Linked DNA regions of Homo sapiens: regions 1 and 2 are each linked to region 3. A link is a contact called in ENCODE Hi-C or POLR2A ChIA-PET data. All regions are on one chromosome and are shown on one strand. The core of a region is the stretch at or near the end of the contact, and the rest is flanking DNA. Distances in the headings are between cores, read along the strand shown. Region 1 holds the start of ANKRD13D (ankyrin repeat domain 13D). Region 2 holds the start of RAD9A (RAD9 checkpoint clamp component A). Region 3 holds the start of GLTC1 (glycolysis associated regulator of LDHA post-transcriptional modification 1).

The links. A loop is a pair of places that touch in the nucleus more often than their neighbours do. ChIA-PET counts read pairs that join two places held with the same protein, here RNA polymerase II (POLR2A). Pooled maps may share reads with other maps.
Region 1: a pooled map shows a loop between it and region 3 (4-fold over the local background). The contact joins the promoter of ANKRD13D here to the promoter of GLTC1 in region 3. A Hi-C loop is called at or near these places in 1 of 37 single-sample maps with no recorded cell type and 6 of 50 pooled maps. POLR2A ChIA-PET finds 5 or more read pairs at or near these places in 1 of 52 experiments (BJ).
Region 2: a loop to region 3 is called in a pooled map, with 4 times the contacts of the local background. The contact joins the promoter of RAD9A here to the promoter of GLTC1 in region 3. A Hi-C loop is called at or near these places in 5 of 50 pooled maps. POLR2A ChIA-PET finds 5 or more read pairs at or near these places in 2 of 52 experiments (H1 and activated B cell).

What each region holds. Positions count from the first base shown.
Region 1 is chr11:67,287,419-67,290,598 of GRCh38, reverse strand. ANKRD13D (ankyrin repeat domain 13D) reads right to left here and starts at 1,296. Exons shown (of 15, transcript NM_207354.3): 1 at 1,049-1,296; 2 at 386-521; 3 at 153-277. The coding sequence starts at 1,138. RefSeq lists enhancers at 1-21, 22-946, 2,181-2,390, 3,141-3,180 and silencers at 941-1,710, 1,891-1,960.
Region 2 is chr11:67,389,896-67,393,235 of GRCh38, reverse strand. RAD9A (RAD9 checkpoint clamp component A) reads right to left here and starts at 1,250. Exons shown (of 11, transcript NM_004584.3): 1 at 1,158-1,250; 2 at 1,005-1,075; 3 at 454-582. The coding sequence starts at 1,191. LOC100130987 (a long non-coding RNA gene) reads right to left here. Exons shown (of 4, transcript NR_024469.1): 4 at 1,549-1,838. RefSeq lists enhancers at 629-1,133, 1,168-2,083 and a silencer at 1,034-1,403.
Region 3 is chr11:68,029,184-68,031,883 of GRCh38, reverse strand. GLTC1 (glycolysis associated regulator of LDHA post-transcriptional modification 1) reads left to right here and starts at 1,450. Exons shown (of 4, transcript NR_197583.1): 1 at 1,450-1,591; 2 at 2,464-2,600. ALDH3B1 (aldehyde dehydrogenase 3 family member B1) reads right to left here. Exons shown (of 10, transcript NM_000694.4): 10 at 2,608-2,700. NDUFS8 (NADH:ubiquinone oxidoreductase core subunit S8) reads right to left here and starts at 1,203. Exons shown (of 7, transcript NM_002496.4): 1 at 1,151-1,203. RefSeq lists enhancers at 997-1,176, 1,168-1,462.

The DNA of each region.
Region 1 (3,180 bases), core at 47-2,546, 740 kb after region 3:
CCCTGGGCTGGGGTCAAGATAGACAGACCTCCTTGCTGGTGGCAGGAGGCACACTGCACAAACTGGGTGCCTTTCCAAGGCCAGGCCTGGCACAGTAACCAGGGTGGTGCCCTGCCATGGTACCCCACCTCCATAACTGTGCCCTGCTGTACCTGGCGAAGTTTGTTGAGCAGTTCCGGAATGCCCGCCAGCCTCTGCGTGGCCCTCTGGTAGTCCCGATACTGGAGCACCAGCTGCACCATCTCGGGGTCTCCAGTGCTGACTGCCTCCTGCAGGACTGCGGGCACCAGGCTGCTGAGGGGAGCCCTCCAGATGACCCCAGGCCTGGCTGCTCACTGCCCCCCGCCTGCCAGCCTCAGGGGGAGCCCCTTGTCCTCTGCAGTACCTGCCCAGCCCTGGCGGTTCTCTTTGCCCACGTTGGCATTGTGTCGAAGGAGCACTCTCACAGACTCCAGGTTTCCCAGAGACACGGCCAGCTCCAGTGGGGTCCGCCCGCGGGGGTCCTCCTGTTCAATGTCGTGCTGGGGGAGACGGGACACTCACAAAGGGCAGGAGAGAAGAGGGCAAGGCAGGGAGGCTGCCAGGGCGAGCAGGGTTGGGAATCGCTGTGGGAAATAAGGACGGCGGACTGACCAGGGAGATGGCAGAGGGTGGCCTGCGTGTCCTGGCAGGGGAGAGGAGGGGGCAGGAGGGAAGGCAGGGGCAGAGCCGGGGTCTGGCGGCGGGGCCTGGTCAGGCAGAGCTGCAGGTTGTCAGGAGTTTGGCGGAACCTGGGGACCAGGACCAGAGTTCTTGTTCTCAGCTTGGGTCAGCAAGGATGCGGAAGCGAGTTCGGGCGAGCAGGGCAAGGCCCAGCGCAGGGGAGAGGAGGCCAGAGGCTCAGGCGCGAGGGGCCGGTGACCTGGGCTTGGGATCGTGCAGGGGAGGAAGGCCCAGGATGTGGCTGCGGAGCTGAGCGGGCGGGGGGGGGGGGGGGGCTCCAGGACGGAGGCCACAGCCTTGGGTGGGGGACCCGGGGGAAGGGCCGGGTGCCCCAGCGGGGCCTCACCTGGTGGCTGTGCAGTGCGGCCTCCAGTTCGCGATGCCGGTTCGCCCAGACGAGCCGGTGCAGCGGGAAGGTGGGGCCCGGGCCGGCCATGCTGGGCCTCAGCGCCGCATCCCGGCCCCGCCTCGGCTTCGGGCCTGGCACGGCCCCCTAGCCTCCCCTCCGAGCCGCGCCCCAGCTGCGCCCCCCGCGGCCCCCGCAGCAGTAGCGGCGGCGGCGGCGGCGGCGGCAGCGCGGGCGGCAGGGAGGGCGGGGCGGGCGGCGGAGCGGGCGGGGCTGCGCCGGGCCGGGGCGGGGCTTCGCGCGCGCCCCCGTCCCCCCGCAACCATGGCAACCGCGGCCAGGCCAGCGCGCGGCAGAGCAACCGCGAGCGCCCGAGGAGATGCCCGGCCTTGGGTCTGCGCCCCGACCTCGGTCGGGCCCGGGTCCGCTGGGGCGGCCTGGAGGGCGGTGCCCGGTTACAGCTCCGCCCGCGGCCCGCAGGAGGCGCCCCGAGCCCTGCGCAGACCCCCGGAGCCGGGTCCGGAAGAGGAAGGCGGGGCCGGAGGGGGCGGGCACTGGGCCCCTCGGTAGTGCACGCGCGTGCGCGGCGGGCCGCGGTCCTGCTGCAGCCGTGATGCCTGCGTTTCCCCCGCGGATCCCCTTGCTCGCCCCGGTCTTCCTACCCCAGGTCCCGCGGTCACCGACTCTGCTGGGGTGTGCGGGTGAAGTGGGGCGCCCCGGCTCCCCTCACCCGGCCTGGAGACGAGCAACGAGCAGACGCCACTAAGTGCTTGCCGGCTGAGCGGGAAGCACCTTCCCCTGGGACCTGGCCGGTGTCTGCAGGCCCAGCGATGCGGGGAGGCGGCCCCCGGGGCCCTGAAGTCAGGGATAGGAGTTCGGGGAGAGAGGGGCGCAGGCCCAGGCAGCGGCAGAGCCGTCCCGGCGGAGGACCGCCCGCGGCGAACGGCTGCCTTCGCCCGCCGCACGAGTCCCTTTTGCAGAGGCTGCGGTTGGCTGCCAGCGTCAGGAGAGGAAGGCGAGTTTCGAAATCAGGGCCGGCCCCTCCACCCACACCGGAACTAGGGTGCAGGCCTCCGTCAGCTCAGTTCCGGCCCTTGATTACTGGAGGCCCAGCCTGGGGTCTGGGGCCCTGGTTTTGCTAGGTGGCCAAGGCTGACCCTCTATTCTCCCTTTCCCTACGTGGAACATGATTGAGGAGGGCCAGCTAGCTTGAGCATCACTTCCTGCTGTAGGGCGTCCTCAGTTCTGAGACTCTGGGCTGGAAGGCCTGATTGCCATTTTTACCCTGCCTTCTCCCTGTAGTCACATGGCGCCTGTGCCATCTGGGGTCACTTTGCCACCCCACGCTATGGTGTCAATCTGTGAGGTCCTGGGGTTGGTAGCAGCCCGAAGGCTTCTGAATGCCCAGAGCTCACCTGCTCACCACTACTGCAGCCCTCCCTGGCCACCCCTTTTCTCAGAGGCGGTCCCTTCCCTGAGCCCTCTCCAAACTCAACCCCGACAGGACTTTCTTGGTTCCAGCCTCTCCTGATTTCTGCCATCTTGAACACAGCTCCCCACTGGCACTTAATTCCATGACAGTGCCTTCTCAACCCTCTTCCACGGCCTCCTCTCTCTCCCTGACCCCCACATCCCTGGGAGAGAGACTGTCCGTTCCCATTGTCACCCTGATGCCACCCCCAGGTCCACATTTCAGCTTACTCCAGGACATCTCTGTGCCCAGGGATCCCATGCTATCCCATCAGTATGTCCGAAGCCAACCCAACCACACCTACCCTCTTCCCCAGACTCCCGCCTCACTCAGCCCCAAGTCCAGCCTGTTTCTGCTGGACCACGTTCTTCCCGTCTGGCCTCTTTTCATCTCTTCCTCTCCCACTGCGGAGGTTTGTCTCCCTGCCTCCTGTCCTTCACCTCCCTCCCCACATCCTGTACTCAGTAACCAGGCAATCACTTTAGAGCCAGCTCTCACCACTCTCAGCCCTGTTCCGCACCTTCAAGGGCTCCCTGAGCATGGCAGGTCTGGACTCCATGTCGTTTGTATCTTCATTCTGCAGGCCCTGAGCACACACCTGGCTCCGGGATAGGTTAAGCCTGGCATTCAGTGCCTCCAGGCATGGCTCCTTCCTATAGTC
Region 2 (3,340 bases), core at 1-2,500, 640 kb after region 3:
CGATCTCAGCTCACTGCAACCTCCACCTCCCGGATTCAAGCAATTCTCCTGCCTCAGCCTCCCGAGTAGCTGGGATTACAGGCGCGTGCCACCACGCCCAGCTAATTTTTGTATTTTTAGTAGAGACGGGGTTTCGCCATGTTGGCCAGGCTGGTCTCGAACTCCTGACCTCGTGATCCGCCTGCCTCGGCCTCCCAAAGTGCTGGGATTACAGGCGTGAGCCACCGCGCCCGGCCAAAAGACGTGCTTACCTTTCTTGACGAACTTGAGCGTCACCACCCTCTCAGGTCCCCGCTGTGATGCTTTTACCATGGCCCTCCCTGTGTTTTGCATGGATTGGGCTTGCACGTGTCTCTCTCCCCACTTAGCATCTACTGAGTACCCCAGGGCAGAGGCACAGCTGGTGGAGATTCCTGGGGTGGAGTAGTGCCACTGCTGAGGGAAGGGCCTCACCTTCATCAGGATCTTACAGCGCAGCAGGTCCTGACCAGGGGTGGCTGCCTGGTATTGCTGGAAGAAGAGCGGGGCAAAGAGAAAGCAGGCATAGGCAGAGCGGGAGGAGTTCACCGTCCGGAGGGAGAGCTGGGCCACGAAGAGCAGGGAGAGGGACGTGGTCAGGGGGCAGCCACAGACCCAGCCCTCTGGCTGCTTCTGCTCACACACTTGCCCTATCGTCCTCCCGCTCCGCCACCACCTGCTGAAAAACCCTCCTTTCCCCATGGAAGCCTTCAGAGTCGGCCCCGGCGCTGCTGCCGCAGAGGAGGGGTCGCACACCCAGGCCTTCCCCGAGTTTCTCTAAGTGCACGTCACCCCCTGGGAGCTCGCAGGACAGCTTTCCTCAATTCACACACCGGCCTGGGAAGATGACAGCCGCCAGACTAAGAAACTGAAACTTTGCCGACAAATCTGCCAGCGGTCATCCCGCCTAGTGGGGGCGAGACTCTAGTCCGGGTTACCCGCTCCCGGCTGGAGTCCCACCCGCCCCCCACACCCTAGCCCCTCACCCCGTCCTCCAAGGGTTCCAGGTAGAGCTCGTCCCCGATGCGGGACAGGGAGTGGACGGCCTTGCCGAGCACTGCGGGGAGAAGAGCGGAAGGGGGTTAGGCTGGCGGCTCCGCGGCTGCTGCACCGCCGCTGCCAGGCCGACCTGCACTCACCCTTCACGTTGCCGCCCGTGACCAGGCACTTCATGCTGCCCCAGCGCTCCGCCAGCGGCCAACACTGCCCAGCTCTCCGCGACCTCCGGGTCCGGGGTCCCTTCCCGCGCACCGCCCCTGCCGGCCCCGCCCCCGCCTCCCCATTGGTCCACGTGCAGGCGCCTCCGTCACGTGAGAAAAACGCTCACAGGCTCTGCCGTCACGTGACGGCGCACGTTGTCCGGGGTGTCACGTGACCGGGGAGGCCCGCGGCGCCCGCCAGCCAGCTGCTCCTGGCTCCCCCGGCACGCCTCGGCCTTCCGTGCCCCTGGAGATCGGGGCGTTCCGCGGGCCGCGCACCGGATTGCGAAGGTCAGAGAGGACGCAGCTGTGGGGCGCGAGGTCCCTGTGCAGTGGACCGAGTGCTGGACTCGGAGTCGGAGTGTGGGGGCGAGCTCTCTGGGGTCACCCACTTAGTAGAGTTCCCGGGCGTCTGCCGGGGGATACAGGGTGCAAGCAAGACCATCGCACCCACTCTGGGCCTGAGACTCGGACTCCAGCAGCAATCCCCAACTCTAGAAAGAAGTCAAAGCAGCTTGCTTGCAGCAGCCGGGAGTGGGAGGTGGCTGCTCCTTCCGGCTTCGAGGATCCTTTAAGGAAAAACGGCAGTTTCTCCAGGCAGAAAGGGGTAGAACGGTGCCCCTGGCAGAGGGAAGAACAAGAGTAAATGCTCAGCGGTGTGGGCTCCGCCCCCTGGAGAGGGGAGTAGGTCTGTGAGTCTCAGAGAGGCGTAGGGGCCGCCAGATGATGAGGGGCACCGCTGGGACGCTCTGGAAACGTTTTACGAGGGTAGATCGTGGTTATGTGCCTTTTTTTGTTTGTTTGTTTTTTGAGACATATTCTTGCTCTGTCACCCAGGCTGGAGTGCAGTGGCGCGAACACGGCTCACTGCCGCCTGGAACTCCTGGGCTCAAGGGATCCTCCCATCTCAGTCTCCTGAGTATCTGGGACCACAGGCACACCCACCACGCCCGGCCCTTTTTTTTTTTTTTTTTTTTTGGGTAGAGACGGAGTCTTGCCATGTTGCCCAGGCCGGTCTCAACTGTGGGGTTCAAGCTGTCTTTCCGCCTTGGCCTCTCAAAGTGGAGTGAGCTACTGCACCGGCCTGTTTTTTGTTTTTTGTGTGTGTGTGTGGGGTTTTTTTGTTTGTTTGTTTTGAGATAGAGCCTCGCTCTGTCGCCCAGGCTGGAGTACAGTGGCACGATCACGCCTCCCAGGTTCAAGCGATTCTCCTGCTTCAGCCTCCCAAGTAGCTGGGATTACAGGCGCCTGCCACAACGCCTGGCTAATTTTTGTACTTTTAGTAGAGACGGGTTTCACCATGTTGGCCAGGCTGGTCTCGAACTCCTGACCTCAAGTGATCCGCCCGCCTCGGTCTCCCAAAGTGCTGGGATTACAGGCATGGGCCACCGCGCCCAGCCCCGGGTCTGTATTTTTAAAAGACCCCAGACTGGCCGGGTACGGTGGCTTACGCCTGTAATCCTACCACTTTGGGAGGCCGAGGCGGGCGGATCACGAGGTCAAGAGATCCAGACCATTCTGGCCAACATGGTGAAACCCCGTCTCTACTAAAAGTACAAAAAGTAGCCGGGCATGTTGTCACGCGCCTGTAGTCCCAGCTACTCTGGAGGCTGAGGCAGGAGAATTGCTTGAACCCGGAGGCGGAGGTTGCAGTGAGCCGAGATCGCGCCACTGCACTCTAGCCTGGCAACAGAGTGAGACTCCATCTCAAAAAAAAAAACCAGACTGTGTGCCAGGTGGGGATGCATCAGCTGGAAGGTATTCCCCTTCCCCTGGGCTTCCGGGTCCACGTGTGTAAAATGTAAGGGAGTCCTGGAGAAACTCACTGACCCCTACTCTCCCCACAGTACCAAGGCTCTGGTAGTTCTTGGAAGGGCCCAGGGCATCCCTGTATTCCTGCAGGGCCTGCCCGTGCCTTGCCCCTCAGGTCCTGTGGTAGTGCAGAAGATATATTTATCTCTGCCACCCTTGCTCTCCAGACCCACTTTCAAATGAGTTGAATTGATACATAATAATTGTACACATTTGGATACATGCATACACTTTGTTTCTCCCTCTCCTTCCCTTCTGCTCCCCTCGTCACCAGCCCTTGCCCCTTCCGTGGAGCCTTGGGGGAGGAGGTT
Region 3 (2,700 bases), core at 201-2,700:
TCCCTCCCAGAGATCCTGTTTCCCACCTTTCTGCTCCTCCCTTCATCCTCCCCAAATCTAACCAAAAACAACATTACCAGCCCCCGCCAGCATGCACTGAGAGCGAACTTTGTTAGCTCTCCTCCCCCAGGAACCGTGCCCAGGGGTGGAAAGCGCTGCCATCCTATCCTTACAAGGACTCCACGAGGGAGGCACAAATAAGGCGCTGGGACTCAGTTTGTTGAGTGACTCGCTAGGGCTGGGTGTGGTGGCTCACGCCTGTAATCCCAGCACTTTGGGAGGCTGAGGCAGGTGGATCACCTGAGGTCAGGAGTTTGAGACCAGCCTGGCTAACATGGTGGAACCCCGTCCCTACCAAAAAATACAGAAATTAGCCAGGTGTGGTGGTGGGCACTTATAATCCCAGCTACTCGGGAGGTTGAGGTAGGAGAATCGCTTGAACCCAGGAGGCAGAAGTTGCAGTGAGCCCAGACTGCACCACTGCCCTCCAACCTGGGCGACAGAGTGAGACCTTGTCTCAAAAAAAAGATAAAAAAGTGACTTGTCGGAAGTCACACGATAAGGAGGTGGGCCGAGGATCGGAACCCAGCCCTGCCCTGCTGGAAACTCTTCAAGGCCTGAACAGTCCTCGGTACCACATTCCTTTCCCCAGCTTCAAGGCCCTCCTGGAACTGTCCCCCAGCCTGCCGCGTGACCTTGGGCAGATGATGTGACCTGACCTCCGTCTTCTCACCTATGAAGTGGGTTGGGGGCGGTTGGTCTTGGGAATTAGGGGAGCCCGTACATGCCAAGGGCACCCCAGAGCCCGGCACTTAGCCGGCGCTCATAAGAGCTCATCCCACGACCTGTGAACCCCCTAACAGGCCCACTCCTTTGGATCACTGACTGCAGTTCCAGGGACCCAACCCAGCACCTTCCCCACCTTCCCAGTGATCTCCGACCCTAACTAGGCCGGTGGCGCAGAGCGGGCGGCGCATGCGCCCTGAGAGCCGGCTCCCCGCTGCACCTGAAGGACACGGAGGCCGCGGATCCTGAGTGAGCCGAGGGGAAGCCCAGGCGCAGAGCTGGCGGCGCCAACGGGGACACCACACTCGCCCCCGACGCCACGCTGCCCAAGCCCGACTTTCACGGCCAAAACGTGAACACCCACCTTGAAGCGCCGCCGCTACTTGCCTTGCCAAGCAGGCCAGTCAATCGGGAGGCGGAGGCTACACTGTAGGACGCTGCCATTGGGCCAGCGGGTTCCCCCTTTTCTGTATTGATGCTTCATGGTGTGGTCTGATTGGCCAGCAAGGCTGCTGAAAGAGGCGGGATTCAGAAATATCTTTCTTTTGATTGGCTAGGAGAGACCGGCGCTTGAAGTTTGTAGGGGGCCGCCATGTTGGTTTGGGGAGGCCAATAAGTGAAGACCTCCGAGCCGCTGGAGGCGGGACATCCGGGGCGTGGTTTAGAAAGAGTGCTTTCGCCGTGGGTGCAGAGGGTGGGCCCGCCGGGTTGGGTGGGGGGCGTGTGATGACGGTAATGGCGACGAGATGCTCAACTCACGCGGCCTCTTTTAATCCTCACAGCAGCTCTGCGTGGAGAAACTACAGTAACGTGTTACCACGTTAAGGCGGGAAGCTGAGGCATGGGAGTATTTAGTAACGTTCCCGGGCCGTAGAGCTGCGGTGTGCGGCCGCCTGATCCACCTGATCTGTATGACTCCCGTACTCAACCAGCCTATGTTTCCTACCAGCGAATTTTTTTTTTTTTTTTTTTTTTTTTCTTTTTTTGAGACAATCTGGCTCTGTGGCTCAGGCTGGAATGCAGTGGTGCGATCTCGGCTCACTGCAGCCTCGACCTCCCAGGCTCGGGTGATCCTCACTTCTCAGCCTCCCGAGCAGCTGGAACCACAGTCGCCTGCCACCACCAGGCTCGGCTAATTTTTGTATTTTTTGTAGAGACGGGGTCTCGCCATGTTGCCCAGGCTGGTCTGGAACTCCTGGACTCAGGCGATCCTCCTGCCTCGGCCTGCCAAAGTGCTGGGATTACAGGCGTGAGCCACCACGCCGGGCCTTTCCCCGGGAATGCTGTGGTAGAGGGACCCGCAGAGGCCCCGAGGCTGCCTGCATGTGTGTGTTGGGAGGATCTGCGCTGAGGGTAGGTAGGAGTTGGGCAGGCCAGGACAGGAAGGAGGCAGAGGGCATGTCCCATGCCCGTGCAGAGGGAGGACACGCATGGTAGACCAGGACGAGGACAAGGGCAGGCTCAGTGTGTGCAAAGGGGACAGTGGTTTGGGATTTGCATGCAGATGCCCGAGCCTCCAAAGGACCTGTGGGCCACAGGGAGACCCTGGGGGAGTTCAAGCTGAGGAGTGGAGAGGGCTTTGGGCTGGTCAGCAGGTGCTCAGAGGAGAGGGGCTGGCCCTAGAGAGAAGGGAGGTCTTGGGATGGTGGCCCACACCTGACCCTGGCCCTTCATCAGGTGATTCCTGCGTGGATGCCTGCGGGGATTCCTGCGTGGATTGGGGAAGTCCTGCAGCATTACAGAATTGTTACCCAACGCCAGGGCCTTGGTCCAGAGTCCTGTTGCTAGATGCACAGAAAGCAAATCACTGAGATGTAAGTATTGCCAGGGAAGAAGGCTTTATTCAGGTGACATCAGCCAGAGAGACAGGAGACGAAACTCAGGTCCACCCCTGTCCCTCTTCCCGACTAAAGT